2 separate regions of the Homo sapiens genome follow, and region 1 is linked to region 2. The links are chromatin loops, found by intact Hi-C in ENCODE. Cell type or tissue: dorsolateral prefrontal cortex. All regions are shown on one strand. Each heading gives the region's core, and the rest is flanking DNA. Links, peaks and the distances in the headings are about the cores only.

Region 1 (5,410 bases), core at 648-4,647, 300 kb before region 2:
CCAGCTGTTGACCTTGCTTTGAACTTGTTTACTGCTGTGTGAGTTCAGGGAATGACATAATTCCTGTCCAAGCTCCCTGGACTAAATTTAGGTCCCAGGAAAATAATTTTCCCTGGGTGAGTTCCAGCACCGCAGCGCCCAGAGAATCGGCTGCTGCCCTGAGCTCCTGAATGCTCTGTGGGTTCCAAGGCCAGTTCCCACCAAGCTCTAGGGCCTGGCTCTCAGGAGAGGCCTCTGCCGGGCACCTCTCTGCCCAGCACGGGTCAGCGTGAGTCTCTGGGTGACTGGCCACCTTCATGATTTCTAAGCCTACATCTGGGGCACCCACCTCCCCCACCACTCTGCAGAGCCTGCTGTGCCCGGCAGAAAAGGAGCTGTGGTCAGATCCAAAGCCACAGATGGGCAACTTTTCTAGTAAAAACTTTAAATATTTATGTTAAAGCAAACATTTATTATGAAATAGAGTATAACAATAACATGATTTCTCTCTCTCTCTTTTTTTTTTTTTTTTTTTTTTTTTGAGACAAAGTCTCACTCTGTCACCCAGGCTGGAGTGCAGTGGTGCGATTTTCCGCTCACTGCAACCTCCGCCTCCTGGGGTCAAGCGATTCTCCTGCCTCAGCCACCCGAGTAGCTGAGATTACAGGCACCTGCCATCACACCCAGCTACTTTTTATATTTTTAGTAGAGACGGGGTTTCACCATGTTGGCCAGGCTGGTCTTGAACTCTTGACCTCAAGTGATCTGCCTGCCTTGGTCTCCCAAAATGCTGGGATTACAGGTGTGAGCCACCACGCCTGGCCTGGCCTGGCCCCTCTCTTTTAAAAAAAAAAAATAAATAAACTAGAGATGAGATTTCACTATATTTCCCAGGCTGTTCACAAACTCCTGAGCTCAAGCTATCTTCCCACCTTGGCCTTCCAAAGTGTTGGGAGTACAGGTGTGAGCAACTACACCTGGGTGATTTTTCTTTTTATTGAGATGAAATTCACATAAAATTAACCAGGTTAAGTGAATAATTCACTGACAGTACACTCACAAGGTTGTGCAACCACCACTTCTATCTGGTTCCAAAACATTTTAATCACCCCAGAAAGAAACCTTGCACCCAGCCGCAATCATTCTCCACTTCTCCCTTCCCCAGCAACACTGGGTCCCTGCCCAGGGCAACCACGAAACTTTCTGTCTCCATGGGTTTGCCTATTCTGGACTTTTCATATAAATGGAATCATATACTCTGTGGCCTTTTGTGTCTGACTTCTCACTCAGCATAATGTTTTCTTTCTTTTTGTTTTTTTATTGTTTTGTTTTTTGTTTTGTTTTGTTTTGGAGACAGAGTCTCACTCTGTCACCCAGGCTGGAGTGCAGTGGCATGATCTTGTCTCACTGGAACCTCCGCCTCCTGGGTTTATGGGATTCTCCTGCCTCAGCCTCCCAAGTAGCTGGGATTACAGGCGCGCGACACCACGCCTGGCTTACTTTTGTATTTTTTTAGTCGGGGGGGGGGGGGGGTTTGCCATGTTGGCCAGGCTGGTCTCAAACTCCTGACCTCAGCCGATCCACCCACCTTAGCCTCCCAAAGTGCTGGGATTACAGGCGTGAGCCACCGTGCCTAGCCTGTTTTTGTTGTTGTTGTCGTTTTTTGAGACAGTCTTACTCTGTCGCCCAGGCTGGAGTGCCGTGGCATGATCTCGGCTCCCAATCCAGGAGGTGGTCCTGGGTTCAAACGATTCTCCTGCCTCAGCCTCCGAGTAACTGGGATTACAGGCGTGCACCACCATGCCTGGCTAATTTTTGTATTTTTAGTAGAGACGGGGTTTCACCATGTTGGCCAGGCTGGTCTTGAACTCCTGACTTCAAGTGATCCGCCTGCCTTGGCCTCCCAAAGTGGTGGGATTATAGGCGTGAGCCGCCGCGCCCGGCCAGGGCTCCTAGTCTGAGAAGTAAGTGTCAACCCTGCTCAGACTCCCTGGGAAGGAGGGTCTTGCTGTCCCGTTCCCCCGCCCTCTGTGTCCCGGCCTGTCCCAGGCCCTGCACTGTCTCCTTCTTCTTCCCATCTTGCCTGCTTGCTTTTAAACTTAAGCATGGGTTATTTTCCCCTTTGTTATTACTCTGCCTCAGAAACCCCAGCAGGGAAGTCTTGGTCGCACAGGCATTCTCTAGGATTCGTTTCGTGTGTGCTTTTTAACATCAGGGTACCATGGTGTCCGGGCCTCGGGTAGGATTTTTGCTGCCCCTTCACGAGTGTCTGGCTCTGTGTCCAGTAAGCTTTAGGAAAAACCGCTGCCGCCACTGCCTCCTCCCAAGCTGCACCCACCCCCCCGCCCCATCCAGCCTGCACCTTCCTTCTGCTAAAGAAAACTTGGGGTGGAGCAGCAGGAAGACAGGCATGAGAAATCACCCGAATAACTGGGTTCATTCTACTGGCGATTCCTTGATGGAATGGTGTGCGGCCATCTTGTAAGCTGTGATATTTAAAGAACCTTTAAAGACATGAAGAATTCCTCCGAAATACCACATGACCCCCATTTGGGAAGAGGAGAAAATTTGTACGCATGGAGGGAGGGGAAACTGGAAAGACGGGAATTAATCCTCTAAAACATTAGTGGGGTGGTCCCTGGGTGGTGACAGGTGATTTTTAACTTTATTTTTTCTGTACTTTTCTGTTTCCTGCAATGGTCAGTCATTGCTCTGGCAATCGGAAAAATACCCTTATTATTGTTATTATTTTGAGACGGAGTTTCGCTCTGTCACCCAAGCTTTAGTGCAGTGGCGCGATCTCGGCTCACTGCAACCTCCGCCTCCCGGGTTCACGCCATCCTCCTGCCTCAGCCTCCCGAGTAGGTGGGACTACAGGCGCCCGCCGCCACCACGCCCGGCTAATTTTTTGTATTTTTAGTAGAGACGGGGTTTCACCGTGTTAGCCAGGATGGTCTCGATCTCCTGACCTCGTGATCCGCCAGCCTCGGCCTCCCAAAGTGCTGGGATTACAGGCCTGAGCCACCGTGCCCGGCCAAATACCCATATTATTAAGAGAAATGTTTACAAAAGGTTAGGACGAAGCCACCTTGGCTGCGGGAGAGAGGAATTGACAGCCATGATTGTTGGTGCGCACTGCGGCCGCCAGGGGGTGCTGGGTGCACGCAGCACAGAGACTGCAGCCTCCTCCAGTCGCCTCCCAGGGCCCTCAGCAGCTAAGTGTGCAGGAGAGGGTTGCAGACGCCAGGGTCCGTGTGTGACCTGGCTGCTGGAAACAGCGCCACTGAAAAATCAACAGGAGACTCCCCAGCCCTCCAGCCCCCCAGCTCATTGTAGCCTTCAAAGACCACTGGCCCCAAAACTACCCGATTCAAGGTATTTTCAGTATTTGGCCCCACCGGCCCCGCCTCTCACGTGTCTGAAAACAGCTCCTGTCGTCTTGCTCTTCCCTCAGATGCTTCTGATGAGCAGAATTCACAGTCCTCGATGGAACATTCGATGAACAGCTCAGAGAAAGTAGATCGGCAGCCGTCTGGAGACTCGGGTCTGGCCGCAGAGACGTCTGCAATCTCTCAGGTACCTCGCTCGAGGTCTCAGAGGGGCAGCCAGATCGGCCGGGAGCCCATTGGGTTGTCGGGGGTACGTTGAAAGGTGTTTCGTCATTGTGTTTTGTTGTTTTGTCGTTGGACCATTGGAACTGTCATTTGTCCATTGGGCTATGTCCATGAACACAGTCCTGGGCTCTGCCTTGGGCTCTGGGGCCGAGGGATAATGAGACTTGTGGCCTCTGCCCTCAAGGAGCCTCTGGGTCGGAGGAGGATGAAGGGACCTTGAACCCAGCCTCGGCTGCTACGTTTTGTCTGTTCAGGTTCACACAGGCATTGCCTCATCTCAGTGATCCCCAGATCGGTGACCTTTAGAGCTGGGAAGACAAGACTTCAGAAACCTAAGTGGTGGGGCCTCCGACGGAGCGGTGCTGCTGGCCCCACTTGCACTGCATGGGCCCCTCTCCAGGGCATCACTCTGTGTTGGAATCTGGTCTGAATGAGTCAGCACAGGTGCAGTGGGGCCCGGTGGTTAGGAGCAAACCTCCCAGAGTCGGGCCCAAGTTTGAATCCCAGCTCCCAAAATGGGATCACGGAACTGTCTTAGGGCCACCGTGAGGATTCGATGGGAGAACTTGGGTAAAACACTTAGCATGGAGCGGACACAAGATGCAGAGGTGTCATTGGCCATGACCACTATTAGGATTTTTCACTGTAAATCCTCTAGACTTTTTTTCCTTCGAGACAGAGTCTCACTTTGTCACCCAGGCTGGAGTGCAGTGGCATGATCCCGGCTCACTCCAACCTCCACCTCCTGGATTCAAGCAATTCTCCTGCCTCAGCCTCCCAAGTAGGTGGGATTACAGGTGCCTACCACTCTGCCTGGCTGATTTTTGTATTTTTAGTAGAGATGGGTTTCACCATGTTGGCCAGGCTGGTCTCAAATTCCTGACCTCAAATGATCCACTCCCTCAGCCTCTCAAAGTGCTGGGATTACAGGCGTGAGCCACTGCGCCTGGCAACTTCAAAATCTTTAAACCCTTTGATTGGCAGGTCCCTTTCCAGAACCTCACCCCATGGAACCCCCTCCACATGCCCTAGCTCTAAGGGGCTGCTTAGGGAAATCTGGGGTCTTGTCTGAGACAGACTAGGGCGCAGCCATCTAGAAGAGCATGGTTGTGCCTTCCAGGTTCTGATAAACATTCTTGCAGCGTGCAGTGAGAAAAGCAAGCTGCAGATCCGCAGGCGTAGCATGAGCCCATCTGGTTAAAAACAGTAGAAACCAAAGCCTGGTGATTTATATTAAGACCAAAGTTGTCGGCTGGGATCTCTGGGCCTCTTGATCTCAGAGAAGAAAAGCTCAGCTTGAAACTTTGATCCATACCCTGAGAGTATCCAATGCTCCCCCGCAGTACCTGGAAATGCCAGGAGTCCCCCATTCTCACATCGCCCCCACTACCCCACACTCTTGCTTCCAGGAGACCCAGACCTAAAATTGGGCCTCTTCCACCATTTTCACAGGCACACCGACACACATATTGTCCACAGAGCTAGGTGTGTGAGTGACATGGAGGATGTACTCCAGTAAAGCAGACAGCCTGACATTTCAAGCAATACGTTTTTGGCCGGGTGCAGTGGCTCACATTTGTAAGCCCAGCACTTTGGGAGGCTGAGGCAGGTGGATCACTTGAGGCCAGGAGTTCGAGACCAGCCTGGGCAACATAGCAAGACCCCGTCTCTCCAACAAAAAGAAAAAGAAAATTAGCCAGGCATGGTGGTGCGCTCCTATAGTCCCAGCTACTCTGGAGGCTGAGGCGGGAGGATTGCTTGAGCCTGAGAGTTCAAGGCTGCAGTGGGCTATGATCCTACCATTGCCCTCCAGCCTG
Region 2 (4,000 bases), core at 1-4,000:
GTCTCAAAAACAAAAAAAAAGGGGGAAAGGCCACACTTGCACCAGGAAACAGTCTGGGGTCACCTTTTCTCCTCTTCAAGCTGGTTGAGAAGCTCCACCTTCTCCCTGTCAGCAGCTTCCACCATTGTTCGCAGCTGGTCCATTTTGGCTTCCAATTCCAGGACATGCTGGGGAAGGCAAGAATGTCGGTAAATGGACTATTTCTGACCCAGATACAGACCCAGTGATACTTCTCCAAAGAGCTGTGGGTCACCATGGTGGGTGGGCGTTACTCTAAAACCTTATGTTAAAAAGCTTTCTCTATTTTAATAGGTTATTCTCAACAGCTTTCCTGGAAGATAGATGATGAAAGTGATAAAGAACAATGTTAAAACACCTCTCATCTTTTTTGAAGCTGAAACACATATTAAGAGTAATCCACAAACAGCAGCTATAATCAATCATTGGTAAGGCCCTAGTAACCAAGCTGGCCTAACACAGACAGGCCAAAAGACCCGGACACAAAGACCAAACACTAAGGTCGAATCAAGAACAAAACTTCATCTCTGTGATCATGGAAACTGGCACCCCAGACTGTAGCTTTCAAACAAGCACAGCAAAGAAATGTACACCCATTTCTTGTGCTCTCAAGTCTAGCTCCTCGGTGCCAAGCACCGGGCATGCTTCTCGGCTCCTCAGTGGCTTTAGAAACCATCACCATCTCCGCAACAAGGTCCAGACTTCACCTGGTCATGTCCGTCCCGGGCCAGAGCTAGCTCCTGCTCTATCTCCCCCACGTGGCTCGTGGCCTTGGCCACCTCCGCCCTCTCCAGATCCCGTTCCGCCAGCAGCTGCTCAATGTGCTGCTGCTTCTCCTTCAGGGCCTCCTGGAGGGCAGTGGTACCGGAGATCTTCCTGGCGTAACGGGAGGAGGTTTCAGTCAACTGTAAAGGAAAGTTAGAGAAATGAAGGGCGATGATGCTGTCAGAAAAGCGAGGGAGGCGCGATGCATGCATGGCGGGCATCTGCTCGGCAAAGCAAGGGCGCTGCTCCAGCTGGCAGGCTGGCCAGGATTAGGAAAGGCTTCCTCAAAAACACAAGACAGTGTGTGCCTTCTGTCTATAAATCTCACAAAGAATACATCAACGTAAAGAGATCAGCCAGGTGCGGTGGCTCATGCCTGTAATCCTAGCACTTCAGGAGGCCAAGGCGGGTGGATCACTTGAGGCCAGGAGTTTGAGACCTGGCCAAGATGATGAGACCCCATCTCTACTAAAAATACAAAAATTAGCTGGAGTGCAGTGGTGCGATCTCAGCTGACTGCAACCTCCACCTCCTGGATTCAAGTGATTCTCCTGCTTCAGCCTCCCAAGTAGCTGGGATCACAGGCGTGCACCACTACCGCCCAGCTAATTTTTATATTTTTAGTAGAGACGGGGTTTTGCCATGTTCGCCAGGCTGTTCTCGAACTCTAAAGTGCTAAGGTTACAGGTGTGAGCCACCGCGCCAAAGGCCATCTGCTCAGCCACTGCTGGCTCCAGATCAAGTCAGCCTTGACTTCATCTTCTGCAGTCAGAGCTGCTGCAGCTGTCGCCTGAAAGCTCTTCTCTTCATCGGTTTCCCTAGGCCCTTACTGCAAGATGCACAGGATGCAGACTTACAGCGAGGATCTTTCCTCAATTAATAACTCGGCAACTTGAGAACTACAAAAGAATCAACCTTTTGTTCTTGAAATTACTTAAACATACCAGGAAGAAACTCCTGTTGTCTTTTTTAACCATTTGACCTTGACCTTCCAATTTCATTATATAGCTAAATTATACCTTCTCTTGCTAATATTTCTTCCTGAATACATTAAATGTGTGGTTCCCAAACCATGTGCAGAGATGCCCCAGGGTGCTGAGCAAACTCACCAGTGCACTGTAGGATGTTTTAAAATTTCAAGAGAAACACAGCGACATCTGCTGGACTCTGTGCAAACTACTAGTTTGAGGCAATTCAGTCTCATTAGATTGTCCTACAGTCCTTTCAATAACATCATGTACTTTCAAAGCTGGGTTTTGGCTATTCCCATGACGAAAATGAAAGTATGATGCAAAAATCAACATGCACAGGAAATGAGGTTGGTGATGAGAAATCAGATTCCAAGGCTTGACTAGATGTGTAGAGCCCAACAGCAGCGCACACAGTAACATGAAGTCATTCTGGTTATTAAAGAATGAATTGGGTCCCTCTCCCTCTCTCCCTCTCCCTCTCTCCCTCTCCCTCTCCCCACGGTCTCCCTCTCCCTCTCTTTCCATGGTCTCCCTCTGATGCCGAGCCGAAGCTGGACTGTACTGCTGCCATCTCGGCTCACTGCAGCCTCCCTGCCTGATTCTCCTGCCTCAGCCTGCCGAGTGCCTGCGATTGCAGGCGCGCGCCGCCACGCCTGACTGGTTTTCGTATTTTTTTGGTGGAGACGGGGTTTCGCTGTGTTGGCCGGGCTGGTCTCCAGCTCCTAACTGCGAGTGATCCGCCAGCCTCGGCCTCCCGAGGTGCCGAGATTGCAGACGGAGTCTGGTTCACTCAGTGCTCAATGGTACCCAGGCTGGAGTGCAGTAGCGTGATCTCGGCTCGCTACAACCTCCACCTCCCAGCCGCCTGCCTTGGCCTCCCAAAGTGCCGAGACTGCAGCCTCTGCCCAGCCGCCACCCCGTCTGGGAAGTGAGGAGCCCCTCTGCCTGGCTGCCCAGTCTGGAAAGTGAGGAGCGTCTCTGCCCGGCCGCCATCTCATCTAGAAGTGAGGAGCGCCTCTTCCCGGCCGCCGTCCCATCTAGGAAGTGAGGAGCGTCTCTGCCCGGCCGCCCATCGTCTGAGATGTGGGGAGCGCCTCTGCCCCGCTGCCCCATCTGGGATGTGAGGAGCGCCTCTACCTGGCCGCGACCCTGTCTGGGAGGTGAGGAGCGTCTCTGCCCGGCCGCCCCGTCTGAGAAGAGAGGAGACCCTCCGCCTGGCAACCGCCCCGTCTGAGAAGTGAGGAGCCCCTCCGCCCGGCAGCCGCCCTGTCTGAGAAGTGAAGAGCCCCTCCGCCCGGCAGCCACCCCGTCTGGGAAGTGAGGAGCGTCTCCGCCCGGCAGCCACCCCATCCAGGAGGGAGGTGGGGGGGGTCAGCCCGCCACCCGGCCAGCCGCCCCGTCCGGGAGGGAGGTGGGGGGGGTCAGCCCCCCCCGCCCGGCCAGCCGCCCCGTCCGGAAGGTGAGGGGCGCCTCTGCCCGGCCACCCCTACTGGGAAGTGAGGAGCCCCTCTGCCCGGCCAGCCGCCCCGTCCGGGAGGGAGATGGGGGGGTCAGTCCCCTGCCCAGCCAGCCGCCCCGTCCGGGAGGTGAGGGGCGCCTCTGCCCGGCCGCCCCTACTGGGAAGTGAGGAGCCCCTCTGCCCGGCTAGCCGCCCCATCCGGGAGGGAGGTGGGGGGGGTCAGCCCCCCGCCCGGCCAGCCGCCCCGCCTGGGAGGTGAGGGGCGCCTCTGCTCGGCCGCCCCTACTGGGAAGTGAGGAGCCCCTCTGCCCGGCCACCACCCCGTCTGGGAGGTGTACCCAACAGCTCATTGAGAACGGGCCATGATGACAATGGCGGTTTTGTGGAATAGAAAGGGGGGAAAGGTGGGGAAAAGATTGAGAAATCGAATGGTTGCCATGTCTGTGTAGAAAGAGGTAGACATGGGAGACTTTTCATTTTGCTCTGTACTAAGAAAAATTCTTCTGCCTTGGGATCCTGTTGATCTGTGACCTTACCCCCAACCCTGTGCTCTCTGAAACATGTGCTGTGTCCACTCAGGGTTAAATGGATTAAGGGCGGTGCAAGATGTGCTTTGTTAAACAGATGCTTGAAGGCAGCATGCTCGTTAAGAGTCATCACCACTCCCTAATCTCAAGTACCCAGGGACACAAACACTGCGGAAGGCCGCAGGGTCCTCTGCCTAGGAAAACCAGAGACCTTTGTTTACTTGTTTATCTGCTGACCTTCCCTCCACTATTGTCCTATG

What was found. Peaks named below come from ENCODE experiments on the same cell type or tissue, not always from the same donor. Only the 100,000 strongest peaks of a DNase experiment are listed, where the experiment ranks them.
Region 1: a loop joins it to region 2, with 2.2 times the contacts of the local background. A loop is called at or near these places in 7 of 110 quality-filtered maps.

The regions. Positions count from the first base shown.
Region 1 is chr12:122,051,372-122,056,781 of GRCh38, forward strand. BCL7A (BAF chromatin remodeling complex subunit BCL7A) reads left to right here. Exons shown (of 6, transcript NM_001024808.3): 5 at 3,434-3,555. Among named protein-coding and RNA genes, the nearest start is that of LINC02985, 9.2 kb to the right of the region's middle. RefSeq lists an enhancer at 3,407-4,021. In dorsolateral prefrontal cortex, for the core only: CTCF peaks have their summits at 3,128 (motif pointing right) and 3,343; a DNase peak (open chromatin) is centred at 3,150; H3K4me3 peaks cover 390 bases; H3K27ac peaks cover 1,773 bases.
Region 2 is chr12:122,354,390-122,358,389 of GRCh38, forward strand. CLIP1 (CAP-Gly domain containing linker protein 1) reads right to left here. Exons shown (of 26, transcript NM_001247997.2): 6 at 726-923; 7 at 64-167. Among named protein-coding and RNA genes, the nearest start is that of CLIP1-AS1, 39 kb to the right of the region's middle. In dorsolateral prefrontal cortex, for the core only: a CTCF peak has its summit at 1,949 (motif pointing left); DNase peaks (open chromatin) are centred at 1,022 and 1,912; H3K27ac peaks cover 2,173 bases.